2 separate regions of the Homo sapiens genome follow, and region 2 is linked to region 1. Evidence: chromatin contacts called from ENCODE Hi-C or POLR2A ChIA-PET data. All regions are on one chromosome and are shown on one strand. Each heading gives the region's core, a stretch centred on a gene start or an enhancer-like site at or near the end of the contact. The rest is flanking DNA. Distances are from core to core; before and after follow the strand shown.

Evidence for each region. A loop is a pair of places that touch in the nucleus more often than their neighbours do. ChIA-PET counts read pairs that join two places held with the same protein, here RNA polymerase II (POLR2A). Pooled maps may share reads with other maps.
Region 2: a loop to region 1 is called in a pooled map, with 4 times the contacts of the local background. The contact joins the promoter of ANKLE1 here to the enhancer-like site in region 1. A Hi-C loop is called at or near these places in 2 of 168 maps with a recorded cell type or tissue (OCI-LY7 and naive thymus-derived CD4-positive, alpha-beta T cell), 3 of 37 single-sample maps with no recorded cell type and 8 of 50 pooled maps. POLR2A ChIA-PET finds 5 or more read pairs at or near these places in 8 of 52 experiments (AG04450, GM12878, H1 and 5 more).

Annotation. Positions count from the first base shown.
Region 1 is chr19:17,121,049-17,127,837 of GRCh38, forward strand. The region is part of intron 2 of MYO9B (myosin IXB); the gene reads left to right. Among named protein-coding and RNA genes, the nearest start is that of SNORA118, 32 kb to the left of the region's middle. RefSeq lists enhancers at 4,567-4,956, 5,067-5,506. Within about 2 kb of position 5,128, at least 29 of the 41 ENCODE cell types and tissues checked have a DNase peak (open chromatin) inside an H3K27ac peak, as active enhancers do; they include GM12878 and OCI-LY7, where a contact is called at or near this core.
Region 2 is chr19:17,279,795-17,286,598 of GRCh38, forward strand. It overlaps ANKLE1 (ankyrin repeat and LEM domain containing 1), which reads left to right and starts at 2,107. Exons shown (of 9, transcript NM_152363.6): 1 at 2,107-2,188; 2 at 2,263-2,415; 3 at 2,862-2,967; 4 at 3,070-3,208; 5 at 3,431-4,168; 6 at 4,295-4,472; 7 at 5,637-5,796; 8 at 5,887-6,025; 9 at 6,586-6,804. The coding sequence starts at 2,127. The coding sequence ends at 6,758. RefSeq lists silencers at 1,969-2,018, 2,029-2,118.

The DNA.
Region 1 (6,789 bases), core at 3,878-6,377:
CCTCCCACCTTAGCCTCCCAAGTAGCTGGGACTACAGGCGTGCACCACCACACCCAGCTAATTTTTGTATTTTTAGTAGAGATGGGGTTTTGCCATGTTGTCCAGCCTGGTCTCGAACTCCTGGACTCAAGCCATCCACCCATCTTGGCCTCCCAAAAGGCTGGGATTCCAGACGTCAGCCACGGCGCCTGGCCTGTTGTTTTTAACACACCCGCTTACTTGTACTTGGATTGTCAACTTTTTCTCTTCCTCACCACAGCCCACTGAAGGGACACAGCAGTGGTCCCACACTGGGGTTCGGGAGATGAGGGCAAACTGAAATCTTGGTGATTCAGACTTTCTTTCCCCACTACCATAAGTGAGGGAACCCACACTTACAGCAGATATGTATTCCAAATATATATATATATATATATCCAAGAGCTGCCGCCACAGGATGACGGGTTGCTGACCACAGCTCTGGAGAGTGGGTCCAAGGGGAGCCTGGGGGCCCCAAAAGGCATCCCCCACCCCAAGTTTACAGAGAGAGGCAGTGGCACCTGCAGGGAGGGCAGAGAGGTGCTGTGGTAGCTACAGACCCTCCTTCCAGCCCTCCCTAAGGAGATTACCTTTCTTTACATGTGCAAATGTTCACTTTTGCCGCATTAAAAGTACTGGAAGGGCGCGGTGGCTCACGCCGATAATTCCAGCACTATGGGAGGCTGAGGCGGTTGGATTGCTTGAGGTCAGGAGTTTGAGACCAGCCTGGGAAACATGGTAAAACCCCATCTCTACTAAAAATATGACAATTGGCCCGGCACAGTGCTGCGTGCCTGTAGTTCCAGCTACTCTGGAGGCTGAGCCAGGAGAATCATTTGAGCCCGGGAGTTGGAGGTTGTGTTGAGCCAGGATCGTGCCACTGCACTCCAGCCTGGGCGACAGGAATGCAACCCTGTCTCAAAAAAAAAAAAAAGTACTGGAAGTCTTTGCTGTTCAAGTCCCTGTGGTTTGGAGATTGTGTGGGGAAGCAAACGTCATCTCAAGATGAAACCTTTCCAAATGAGCTGAACACTTGCAGAATGAGCCTCCACTCAGACTCCCCTCTCAGCTTAGCCTAAGGCTGGCTCCTCCCATGATGCAAATACGGTGCAAGCTGGTTGCAAAGTGAGGTTGAGAATCTTTCTTGCAAAAGATGCATTATTTCAGGAAGCCATCAAAAGTTGCCTGGAGGCTAGGCGCAGTGGCTCAGGCCTGTAATCCCAGCACTTTGGGAGTAAGAGGGGGGCAGATCACCTGAGGTCAGGAGTTCGAGACCAGCCTGGTTAACATGGTGAAACCTCGTCTCTACTAAAAATACAAAAATTAGCTGGGTGTGGTGGCATGCACCTGTAATCCCAGCTACTCAGGAGGCTGAGGCAGGAGAATTGCTTGAACCCGGGAGATTGCACCTCTGCACTCCAGCCTGGGCAACAGAGTGAGACTCTGCCTCAAAAAAACAGGTGATCTGGAGAATCACTCCCCTCATACCTCCTTAAGTCTACATGGAACAGTCTCAAAAATCATTCCTACATCACAGCCAGGTGTGGTGGCACATGCTTGTAATCCAAGATGCTCAGGAGGCTGAGACGGGACGATCACTTGAGCCCAGGAGTTTGGGACATAGACACAGACAGCCAATGACAGGCAGGTATCAGTTAGCAGGCAGGAAAGAGGTTCAACCATGGTGGACAGAGCCTTAGGAGCTAATGAGGCCATGATGCTGGTAACTTTAAATGACATCATTCAGGGCCAGTTGCAGTGGCTCATGCCTGTAATCCCAACACTTTGGGAGGCCAAGGCAGGAAGCTCACTTGAAGCCAGGAGTTCAAGACCAGCCTATACAACAAAGCAAAACCCTGTCTCTACAATAATTAAAAAATTAAACAGGCGTGGTGGTGCAAGGTGGTGCTACTCAAGAGGTTGAGGTGGGAGGGCCGCAGGACCCAGGAATTGGAGGCTGAAGTGAGCTACGATCACACCACTGCTCTCCAGCCTGGGGGACAGAGCAAGATCCTGTCTCAGTAAATAAATAATAAATAAGTAAATAAAATGAAAGGATTTTCAGCTTGGCTTGCAAGTATATAAAGCAAGTTCTGTTCCTTGCTTTATACACAAGACACACCTAAATCAAAGGGCTTCAGGAAGTTAAAAACAAAGGGGAAAGCAAGCACAGGTGTACCAGGCAGTGAGAAACGGGAGATAGCAGAGCTGCAATTCGGACATAGTTCAGGCCTCTGCACATTACATGTGGCAAAGATTGGTTATGATGCCAAAAGCCTCACTTTGCAATAAAGGTATAACACTTGTGAATATCTATGCACCAAACAACATAGCCACTGCCTTTATACAGTAGAAATTTGTGTGTGTGTGTGTGTGTGTGTGTGTGTGTGTGTGATGGAGTTTCACTCTTGTCACCCAGGCTGGAGTGCGGTGGCATGATCTCAGCTCACTGCAACCTCCACCTCCCTGGTTCAGGCGATTCTCCTGCCTCAACCTCTGAAATAGCTGGGATTACAGGCGCACGCCATCACACCTGGCTAATTTTTGTATTTTTAGTAGAGACGGGTCTTGAACTCAGGTGATCCGTCTGTCACAGCCTCCCAAAGTACTGGGATTACAGGCATGAGCCACCACACCTGGCCACAAAGTAAAAATTCTAAAAGATACAAGGAGAAACACACACACAGCTTGGTTGAGTAGATAGAAAATAGGCAAGGATGTTAAGACGCCCAAACCACATGCTTAAGGCAGACATTGTGGCCATATCGTGAACTCTTAAGAGAATAAACCTCCTTACACATACATGGAACATTCTCAAAAAATCATTTTTCTTTTTTGAGACAGGGTCTCACTTTGTCACCCAGGCTGGAGTTCAGTGGTGCAGTCTTGGCTTACTGCAGCCTCAATCTCGTGGGCTCAAGTGATCCTCCCACCTCAGCCTCCCAAGCAGCTAGGATTACAGGCACTTACCACCATCAAGTCTGGCTAATTTTTGTATTGTTTGTAGAGACGGGGTCTCACTATGTTGCCCAGGGTGGTCTCCAACTTGTGGCCTCAAGCAATCCTTCCACCTTGGCCTCCCAAAGTGCTAGGATTACTGGTGTGAGCCACCACACCTGGACTCAAAAATCATTTCTATATCAGAGTCAGGTGTGGTGGTACACACTTGTAATCCCAGCTGTTGAGGAGGCTGAGGTAGGAGGATCACTTGAGCCCAAGAGTTCAGGACCAGCCTGGGCAACATAGCAAGACCCCATCTCTACAAATAAAAATCATTCCTATGTCAGGTAAAGAGAAAGCATTTAGAACTTCCCAGAGTAGAACAATTACAAGTGACACTCTAACAATGCAATAAAACTTCGTGGAACTTTTTTTTAAAGTAAACTTATATTGAGCAACTCTTAGATGAAGAGATACAAACACAGCTGGGCGTGGGGGCTCATGCCTGTAATCCCAGCACTTTGGGAGGCCAAGGCGGGCAGATCACCTGAGGTCAGGAGTTCGAGCTCAGCCTGGCCAACATGGCAAAACCCCGTCTCTACTAAAAATACAAAAATTAGCCGGGCACCTGTAATCCCAGCTACTCAGGAGGCTGAGGCAAGAGAATTGCTCAAATCTGGGAGGCAGAGGTTGCAGTGAGCCGAGATCGCGCCACTGCACTCCAGCCTGGGCAACAGAGTGAGACTCTGTCTCAAAAAAAAAAAAAAAAAAAGGTACAAACAGACCAAAATTGCAGGTTTTCTAAAAATCAGTGACAAACACCCGTATGTTATCAGAATCCATGGGCTATATTTAAAGTGATGGTAGGAGGACACCACATAGCTGAACACCCATTAGATCCACAAATAGGAAAGAACGGAAGTAAATGAATTCATGTCCTATCTCAAGCTGAGAAAAAAGAACAAAGTAACCCCCAAAGAGAATGATTTGGGCATCAAATGGGCAAGATGAGGCCAGCTGCGGTGGCTCACACCTGTAATCCCAGCACTTTGGGAGACCAAGGTGGGCAGATCAGTTGAGCTTAGGAGTTCGAGACCAGCCTGGGCAACATAATGAAACCCCATCTCTACCAAAAATACAAAAACTTAGCCGGGCGTGGTGGCACATGCCTGTGGTCCCAGCTACTTGGAGGGCTGAGGGTGGAGAATCACTTGAGCCTGGAAGGCAGAGGTTGCAGTGAGCCAAGATCATGCCACTGCACACTAGCCTGGGCAACAGAGTAAAACCCCATCCCCCCCCCCCCAAAAAAAGGGTAAGATGAGCCCTAGGGGAAATATGATAAATTCTTCAGATGTTTTCACAGCCTTGAGAACCAAACAGGACCTTCCCCCATCAAAGCCTGGTTTGTTCTGTATTCTTTCTGTGACCTAGTACGTGGTTTCGTGATAACCTAAACCCAAATTTAGTGACATATGTAAGATTTCAGTAACTTGTTTCACACTTAGGTTTTTGTTGTTATTTAAGGCTTCCCCTACCCCACCCCTGTAGGGTTTGCTGTGAGACTTTAGCTCATGGTAGGAGTCTGTCCTTAAAGGGCCACGTCCTAGCCCTGGGAGTCCTTGCTGCGTTTCAGTGTTTGCTGTAATGCCATCTGCGTCTGTGGCTGACAGTTGGTGTCTCTTGTGAACTGGGACATACGGCGTTGGGAGCACTCAGCTCTCTGTACATCCCTGCCGTCCGTCCATCTGACCAGCAACCAGCTATCGAGAGCCTGCCGGGGTGCCCCAAACCCCTTGAGCAACCAGAAAAGAACAGAACCCGGCAGCAGCTAGGCTAGGGGCCCTGGAGAGCCTCCACTTCCTCCTCTGCGAATAGGGGAGCCATGAGGTTGGGGTGACTCTTCCACTTCCTGCCCCCACATCCGCAGGCCAACTGAGCCTGCAGCTGCCTCCTGTGCAGGCTTGGGCTTGGGGGTGTGGGGAGTCCTGTCTTGCACCACATAGCTGCCTCCTCACCTCCATGACACCCACCCCCTTCGCAGGGTCTTCCTTGTGCCTGGCTGGCATCATCCCCGACATGGCCCCCACTAACCTCCTCATTCCCTCGGCCCCGCCTTCACCACAGCTCTGAGCTCTGTTGAAAGCATCAGCTAAACTTCTCATTTCCTCGCCTCCAGCCCTGCCTGCTGGCCTCCGCCCCCTCTGCTCCCAGCTCCCAGGGAGTCTCTTCTCACCCAGCCCTCCTTGGGCACGTGACCCTGTGGACCCATTTTGTCCTGGGTGCTTCCCAGGCCTGCTCCTCCACGTCCCCACCATGGCCTCGGGAGACCAGTCACCCAGGGTGACACTCACCTCCTGCCGACCCATCCTGCTGGAACCATGTCGGGGATCCCCGGAAAACCCCATTTAACAGAGGATCCAGAACAGCGGCCCCTGGCCACTCTTTTCTCACGAAAACCAGACAGTCTGTATTTCACACAGATCCTAGGGGCCACCCAGTCTCTGTCAGAATGGCTTGACTCTGCTATTGTAACTCAAATGCAGCCTTAAGCCAGACCCAGACCGATGTGGCTGTGTGCCAGGAAAACGTCATTTGCTGCTGCTGAAAATTGAATTTCACATCAATTTCAGCCATCAAGAGATCTTTTGACTTTTTTTTTTCTTTTTTTTTTTTTTTGAGACGGAGTCTCGCCCTGTTGCCCAGGCTGGAATGCAGTGGTGCGATCTCAGCTCACTGCAGCCTCCTCCTCCCGGGTTCAAGCGATTTCCTGCCTCAGCCTCCCAAGTAGCTGGGACTACAGGCGCCCACCACCATGCCCGGCTAATTTTTGTGCTTTTAATAGAGACGGGGTTTCACCATATTGGCCAGGCTGGTCTCGAACTCCTGACCTTGTGATCCACCCCCACCCCCACCCCCACCCCCCACCCCCGGCCTTCCAAAGTGCTGGAATTACAGGCATGAGCCACCACACCCACCCGATCTTTTGACATTTTTTCTCCCCTAAGCATTTTTTTTTTTTTTTTCAGATGGAGTCTCACTCTGTCGCCCAGGCTGGAGTGCAGTGGCACAATCTTGGATCACTGCAACCTTTGCCTCCCAGGTTCAAGCGATTCTCCTGCCACAGCCTCCCAAGTAACTGGGACTACAGGTGCACACCACCACGCCCGGCTAATTTCATTTGTAGTTTGGTAGAGATGGGGTTTCACCATGTTGGCCAGGCTGGTCTCAAACTTGTGACCCACCCCCCTCGGCCTTCCAAAGTGCTGGAATTACAGGCATGATCCACCATGCCCGGCCAATTTTTTGACTTTTTTTCTCCCCTAAGCATTTTTTTTTTCCAGTTGGAATCTTGCCCTGTCGCCCAGGCTGGAGTGCAGTGGCGCAATCTTGGCTCACTGCAACCTTCGCCTCCCAGGTTCAAGCGATTCTCCTGCCTCAGCCTCCCGAGTAGCTAGGACTACAGGTGCCCACCACCACACCCGGCTAATTTCTTTTGTATTTTGGTAGAGACGGAGTTTCACCATGTTGGCCAGGCTGGTCATGAACTCCTGACCTCAAGTGATCCGCCCTCCTTGGCCTCCCAAAATGCTGGGATTATATGTGTGAGCCACCATACCCAGCCCCCTAAGCATTTTTAAAATGTGAAAACTGTCCCTAGAACGTAGGCTGTACAGTAATAGGTGGCTGGCCACACTTTGCAGACCCCCGGTAGAGATCACTGGTACCAGGAGGGTGTCCTCCATGTGGCCACACCCATGCCCCTACCTGTTTGTCTGTGACCGCTTTCCTGCCACATTGGCAGAGCTGAGCGGTGACAGCAGATGGAGCCAA
Region 2 (6,804 bases), core at 857-3,356, 160 kb after region 1:
AGAGCTAGTCATGTACCAGGGTTGTGTGATGTTCTGATGAGCCAGGCCTGGATCATACATCCCTAAGGGGGAGGTTTAAGAGCTCCATCAGCAGTACTGAGGCCATGATAGGAGGGTTGCTTGAGGCCAGGAGTTCAAGACCACGCTGGACAACATAGCAACATTTCCTGTCTCTACAGGAAATGCAAAAATTAAGCCAGGCTCGGTGGCTCACGCCTGTGATTCCCAGCTACTTGAGAGGCTGAAGTGGGAGGATCACTTGAACCTAGGAGGTCGAGGCTGCAGTGAGCTGTCATCGCGCCACTGCACTCTAGCCTGGGTGACAGAGCAAGACCCTATCTCAAAAATAAACACAAACAGCTTTATTGAGTGACTGCTTTTCCTCCCTATGAGCATTTTTTGGAACCTATCGTGTGTCAGGCCCTTGTGCCCAAGCCCCTGTTCAATCCCCGCATCAACCTCGTTAGGATTCTCACATTTTGCAGATGGGACACTAAGACTCTCAGAGGTCCAGCCCTCCAAAATACTGAAGTCCTAGTTCCGCTGGATTGAAAATGGGCAACGCAGAACGGGGACTGGAAATTTTTTAAAAATTGTTTTTAAAGACGGGGTCTTGGCCAGGCGCAGTGGCTCACGGCTGTAATCTCAGCACTTTGGGAGGCCGAGGTGGGCGGATCACAAGGTCAGGAGTTCGAGACCAGCCTGACCAACATGGTGAAACCCCGTCTTTACTAAAAATAAAAAATTAGGCGTGATGGTGCATGCCTGTAATCCCAGCTACTGGGGAGGCTGAGGCAGGAGAAGCTGTTGAACCCTGGAGGAGGAGGTTGCAGTGAGCTGAGATCACACCACTGCACTCCAGCCTGGGCAACAAGAGCAAAACTCCGTCTCAAAAATAAATAAATAAATAAAACAAAGACAAGGTCTCCGCCTGTAATCCTAGCACTTTGGGAGGCCGAGGCGGGCGGATCACCTGAGATCAGGAGCTCAAGACCAGCCTGGACAACATGGTGAAACCCCATCTCTACTAAAAATACAAAAATTAGCCGAGAGTGGTGGCACATGCCTGTAATCCCAGCTACTTGGGAGGCCGAGGCAGAATAGCTTGAACCTGGGAGGCAAATGTTGCAGTGAGCCCAGATTGCGCCACTGCACTCCAGCCTGGGCGACAGGGTAAGATCCGGCTCAAAAAAAAAAAAAAAAAAAAAAAAAAAAATAGGGCCTCACTCCGTTGCCCAGGCTGGTCTCAAACTCCTGCACTCACTAAAAGAAAAGAAAAGCAACAACAAACTAGTAGGCTCAAACGATCTTCTCTCCTCAGCCTCCCAAAGCACTGTGCTTAAAGGCGTGAGCTGGGCCCTCGGCCTGGGGGTTGGAAATTGAAGCCTCTATTTTATGTATTTATTTATTTTCTGAGACAGAGTTTTGCTCTGTTGCCCAGGCTGGAGTGCAGTGGTGTGATCATGGCTCACTGCATCCTCGAACTTCCGGGCTCAAGAGATTCTACCAACTCAGCCTCCCAAGTAGCTGGGACCACAGGTGCAAGCCACCCACGCCCGGCTAGTTTTTTGTATTTTTTTGTAGGGACTGGGTTTATCCAAGTTGCCCAGGCTGGTCTCGAACCCCAGAGCTCAAGCAACCCTCCTGCCTGGGCCTCCCGAAGTGCTGGGATTACAGGTGTGAGCCACCGTGCCCGGCCTAAGCCTCTCATAAGGCCGTGCTCCCTGCCAGAGGCCACCCTTGAAGAAGATTCCCTGAGACTTAATGACCTGGGGCACCCCGGACTTTCTTAATCGTAGCTCCACCCACTCGAGCCGGGTGCCTTCGCGTTTCCCGTTTTTAAATGAGATAGTGGCACACCCGGTGGCATCCTCCCACCCGGGCTCTTATCGGCGGTCCCAGACCCTGCTTGAGCGCCTCCGGGTGTCAAGGGCCCCTGAGGACACTAAAGCTCTCGAACCCCGATGTGGACCCCCGTGCGGCGCGGGGCAGCCTGGCTGGGAACCCTGCTCGGCCCTGGAGAGGGGCCCCCCGAGCCGAGGGGAGGAGCGGCGCATGCCCACAAGCCCCCCGCGGGAAGTAGGAAATCGACCGACCAGGCGGTGCGCTTCGGACCCAGCCAGGGCATGTGCTCGGAGGCCCGCCTGGCTCGCAGGTTGCGGGATGCGCTGCGGGAGGAGGAGCCGTGGTGAGGGCGGGGCCGGGGGCGGGCCAGGAGTGGGGGTCTTTGGCCGGGGTCCACTCTGACCGCGGTGTTTGCAGGGCAGTAGAGGAGCTGCTGCGCTGCGGCGCGGACCCTAATTTGGTGCTAGAGGACGGCGCAGCGGCTGTGCACTTGGCGGCCGGAGCCCGGCACCCGCGCGGCCTGCGTTGCCTCGGGGCCCTACTGCGCCAAGGCGGGGACCCCAACGCTCGGTAAGATAGAGCCTGGGTCCGGGGCGGGGTCTCCCCAAGCCGAAGTCTGGGAATCCGGGAAGGGGCGCCCCATCATCCCGGGCCAGGCCTCGGGGCTCGAGGGTGGGGTTTAGGGGATCTTGGGGAGGGAACTTGGGGGTCCAAGGGCAGGGGCTAGGGCTCGAGGGAGGCGCTGGGGTCCCAGACCGAGGGCGTGGAATGGGGCTGCGCTAGGACCAAAGTGGGGATCAAGGGTTCGGATATTGGAGTGGAGGCACCAGGGTCAGACGGCAGAGGTTTGGGTCCTGGCCTGAGGTCATAGCATCTAGGTTCCAAGGGCAGTGTACCAGGGTGGACGGCGGAGATCCGGGAGGCCGAGAACGAAGGCTCCAGGTCCCCAGAGCGGAGATCGGGGTTCCTGCCGGGAGGCTGAGTCCGCAATGACCCCTCTTGCGCTGCCGCCCCAGATCTGTCGAGGCACTGACGCCGCTGCATGTGGCCGCCGCGTGGGGCTGCCGCCGCGGCCTGGAGCTGCTGCTGAGCCAAGGAGCGGACCCGGCGCTGCGCGACCAGGTTGGGAGGCACTGCGCGGGCAAAGAAAGGCTGGGTGAGCCCAGAGGGAGGGAAGGAAGGTAAGAGGGCCTCGGGCGCCCCCTGCTGACCGCGCCCCTGTAGGACGGACTCCGGCCGCTGGACCTGGCCCTGCAGCAGGGACACCTGGAGTGCGCGCGAGTCCTGCAGGATCTCGACACGCGGACCAGGACCCGGACCCGGATCGGGGCAGAGACTCAGGAGCCCGAGCCTGCACCTGGCAGTGAGTAGGGCCTGCAGGGCTGCTGGGGCTTGACTTCTGGACCAGTCCCTGACATCCAGGGTCTTCCCCACCCCACCCATTGGTTCTGACCGTCTCACATCCACTATTTGTGGCCAGCTCTTTCGGCCTCAGACACTCTGATCTCCTTTTTCTGTTTGATCCTATTCTCATCGCTGTCTCATCCCTCCTCCTCTCCTCTCTGGCCCCCACTCTCACCTGCAGCCCCAGGCCTCTCTGGACCTACCGATGAGACGCTGGACTCCATAGCACTCCAAAAGCAGCCATGCAGAGGTGACAACAGGGACATTGGCTTGGAGGCTGACCCAGGACCCCCCAGCCTCCCTGTTCCCCTTGAAACTGTGGACAAACATGGGAGCTCGGCGTCCCCTCCAGGGCACTGGGATTACAGCTCAGACGCCTCTTTCGTCACAGCGGTTGAGGTCTCTGGAGCTGAGGACCCAGCCTCGGACACTCCCCCCTGGGCTGGGTCATTGCCACCGACCAGGCAGGGACTTCTGCATGTTGTCCATGCCAACCAGAGGGTACCTAGGTCTCAGGGCACGGAGGCAGAACTGAATGCCCGTCTGCAGGCCCTGACTCTGACCCCACCAAATGCTGCTGGCTTCCAGTCCTCCCCTTCCTCCATGCCTCTCCTGGACAGGAGTCCAGCTCATAGCCCCCCACGGACACCAACCCCTGGAGCTTCTGACTGCCACTGCCTGTGGGAGCACCAGACATCCATTGATAGTGACATGGCCACGCTCTGGCTGACAGAGGATGAGGCAAGCTCTACAGGTGGCAGGGAACCTGTCGGCCCTTGCCGGCACCTGCCAGTCTCCACTGTGTCTGACTTGGAGTTGCTGAAGGGACTCCGAGCACTTGGTGAGAATCCTCACCCCATCACACCCTTCACCAGGCAGTTGTACCACCAGCAGCTGGAAGAAGCCCAGATTGCTCCTGGTTAGTCTTCCCAGGGCACATGGAGTCCAGGGAGCCTCCAGGAATCTCCCGGAGAACCCCAGCTCTCAGCCCCACTTTCCTCCCCATCTCAGAATCATCCCTTCCTCCATCTCCCTTGACTTCCAGGCCCAGAGTTTTCAGGGCACAGCCTAGAACTGGCTGCAGCCCTGCGGACGGGCTGTATTCCAGATGTCCAGGCAGATGAAGACGCGCTGGCCCAGCAGTTTGAGCAGCCAGATCCTGCCAGGAGGTGGCGGGAGGGGGTCGTGAAGTCTAGCTTCACCTATCTGCTGCTGGACCCCAGGTACTCAGGGCAGGAAAGCCCCAGAAATAGAAACTAGAAAATTTGGGGATTGGTTTTTATTTGCTGTGTGCCCTTAAGAAAGGGACTGGCCCTAGAATCATCAGCTGCTTCTTCTTCTTTTTTTTTATTTTTTTAAGACGGAGTTTCACTCTTGTTGCCAAGGCAGGAGTACAATGGTGCCGTCTCGGCTCACTGCAACCTCCACCTCCCAGGTTCAAACAATCCTCTTGTCTCAGCCTCTCAAGTAGCTGGGATTACAAGCACCTGCCACCACGCCCGACTAATTTTTGTATTTTTAGTAGAGACGAGGTTTCACCATGTTGGCCAGGCTGGTCTCGAACTCCTGACCTCAGGTAATCCACCCACCCTGGCCTCCCAAAATGCTGGGACTACAGGTGTGAGCCACCGCACCGGCCTCTTTTTTTTTTTTTTTTTTTGAGGCGGAGTCTCACTGTTTCGCCCAGGCTGGAATGTAGTAGCGCAATCTTGGCTCACTGCAACCTCCGCCTCCTGGGTTCAAGTGATTCTTGTGCCTCAGCCTCCCAAGTAGTTGGGATTACAGGCATGTGCCACCATGCCTGGCTAATTTTTTTTGTAATTTTAGTAGATATGGAGTTTCACCATGTTGGCCAGGCTGGTCTTGAGCTCCCAGCCTCAAGTGATCCTCCTGCCTTGGCCTCCCAAAGTGTTGGCATTACAGGCATGAGCCCCGGCTGGCCATGGTGGCTCACGCCTGTAATACCAGCACTTTGGGAGGCTGAGGTGGGCGGATCACCTGAGGTCAGCAGTTAGAGACCAGCGTGTTCAACGTGGAGAAACCCCATTTCTACTAAAAATACAAAATTAGCCAGGTGTGTTGGTGCATGCCTGTAATCCCAGCTATTCAGGAGGCTGAGGCAGGAGAATCACTTGAACCCAGGAGGTGGAGATTGCAGTGAACTGAGATTGTGCCATTGCACTCCAGCCTGGGGAACAAGAGTGAAACTCTGTCTCAAAAAAAAAAAAAAAGAAAGCTGCTGAATGTCTTTGGGGAGCCGCTGACTCTCTCTGATCCTGTAATCAGGAGTCACTAGACATGGGTTCAAGATATGTTGTGACTTTAAGGACTGCCTCTGGGGACCACTGTATCCACTTTTCCCTGTCTGAGCTATCCCCTTCATCCAGGGAGACTCAGGACCTGCCAGCCCGAGCCTTCTCACTGACCCCAGCTGAGCGCCTTCAGACTTTCATCCGTGCCATCTTCTACGTGGGCAAAGGGACGAGGGCCCGGCCATATGTCCACCTCTGGGAGGCCCTTGGTCACCATGGGCGGTCAAGAAAACAGGTGTGAGGACAGGGATCAGGGTTCAGCGAGGGCAGTCGGGCCATGGGCAGGGGAGGGTATTGGGGGTGCTGACTCCTGATTCTGCCCTAGCCCCACCAGGCCTGCCCCAAGGTGCGTCAGATCTTGGACATCTGGGCCAGTGGTTGCGGTGTTGTGTCCCTACATTGCTTCCAGCACGTGGTCGCTGTGGAGGCTTATACACGGGAGGCGTGTATTGTGGAAGCCCTAGGTGGGTGCCTGGTACCTAGAATGGGGGTCATATGAAAGGCATTTGGCTTCCCAGTTCCCTCATTTTTTTCCTTCTGAGGGGTGTTCATTTGTTGACTGAGCAATTATTGAGCACCAACTTTGAACCTGCACATGCATGTATTTTGCTCCATTGGTTTATCCCCACTCAAGGGCAATACACATTGGGTTTGCTGTCACATACTTTTTTGTGTGTGTGTGAGACTCTGTCGCCCAGGCTGGAGTGTGGTGGCGTGATCCCGACTCACTGCAGCCTCTGCCTCCCAGGTTCAAGTGATTCTTGTGCCTCAGCCTCCCCAGTAGCTGAGATTACAGGCACATATCACCATACTGTGCCAAGCTAATTTTTGTATTTTTTAGTAAAGACAGGGTTTCACCATGTTGGCCAGGCTGGTCTCGAACTCCTGGCTTCATGTGATCTACCCAAAGTGTTGGGATTACAGGCGTGAGCCACCATACCCAGCCGCCTGCTGTCACACACTTCTGCTGGATGGGGAGGTGTCCCCATGGCTGCCCCTGTGACCCCACATCCAATTTCTCCAGGGATCCAGACGCTCACCAACCAGAAGCAAGGGCACTGCTATGGAGTGGTGGCAGGCTGGCCACCTGCTCGTCGCCGGCGCTTGGGGGTGCACCTGCTGCACCGTGCCCTCCTTGTCTTCCTGGCTGAAGGCGAGCGACAGCTTCATCCCCAGGACATCCAGGCCCGGGGCTGAGTGCTGGGGAGTTGGCCATCCAGCCTGGGGAGAAATGTTTGAATGT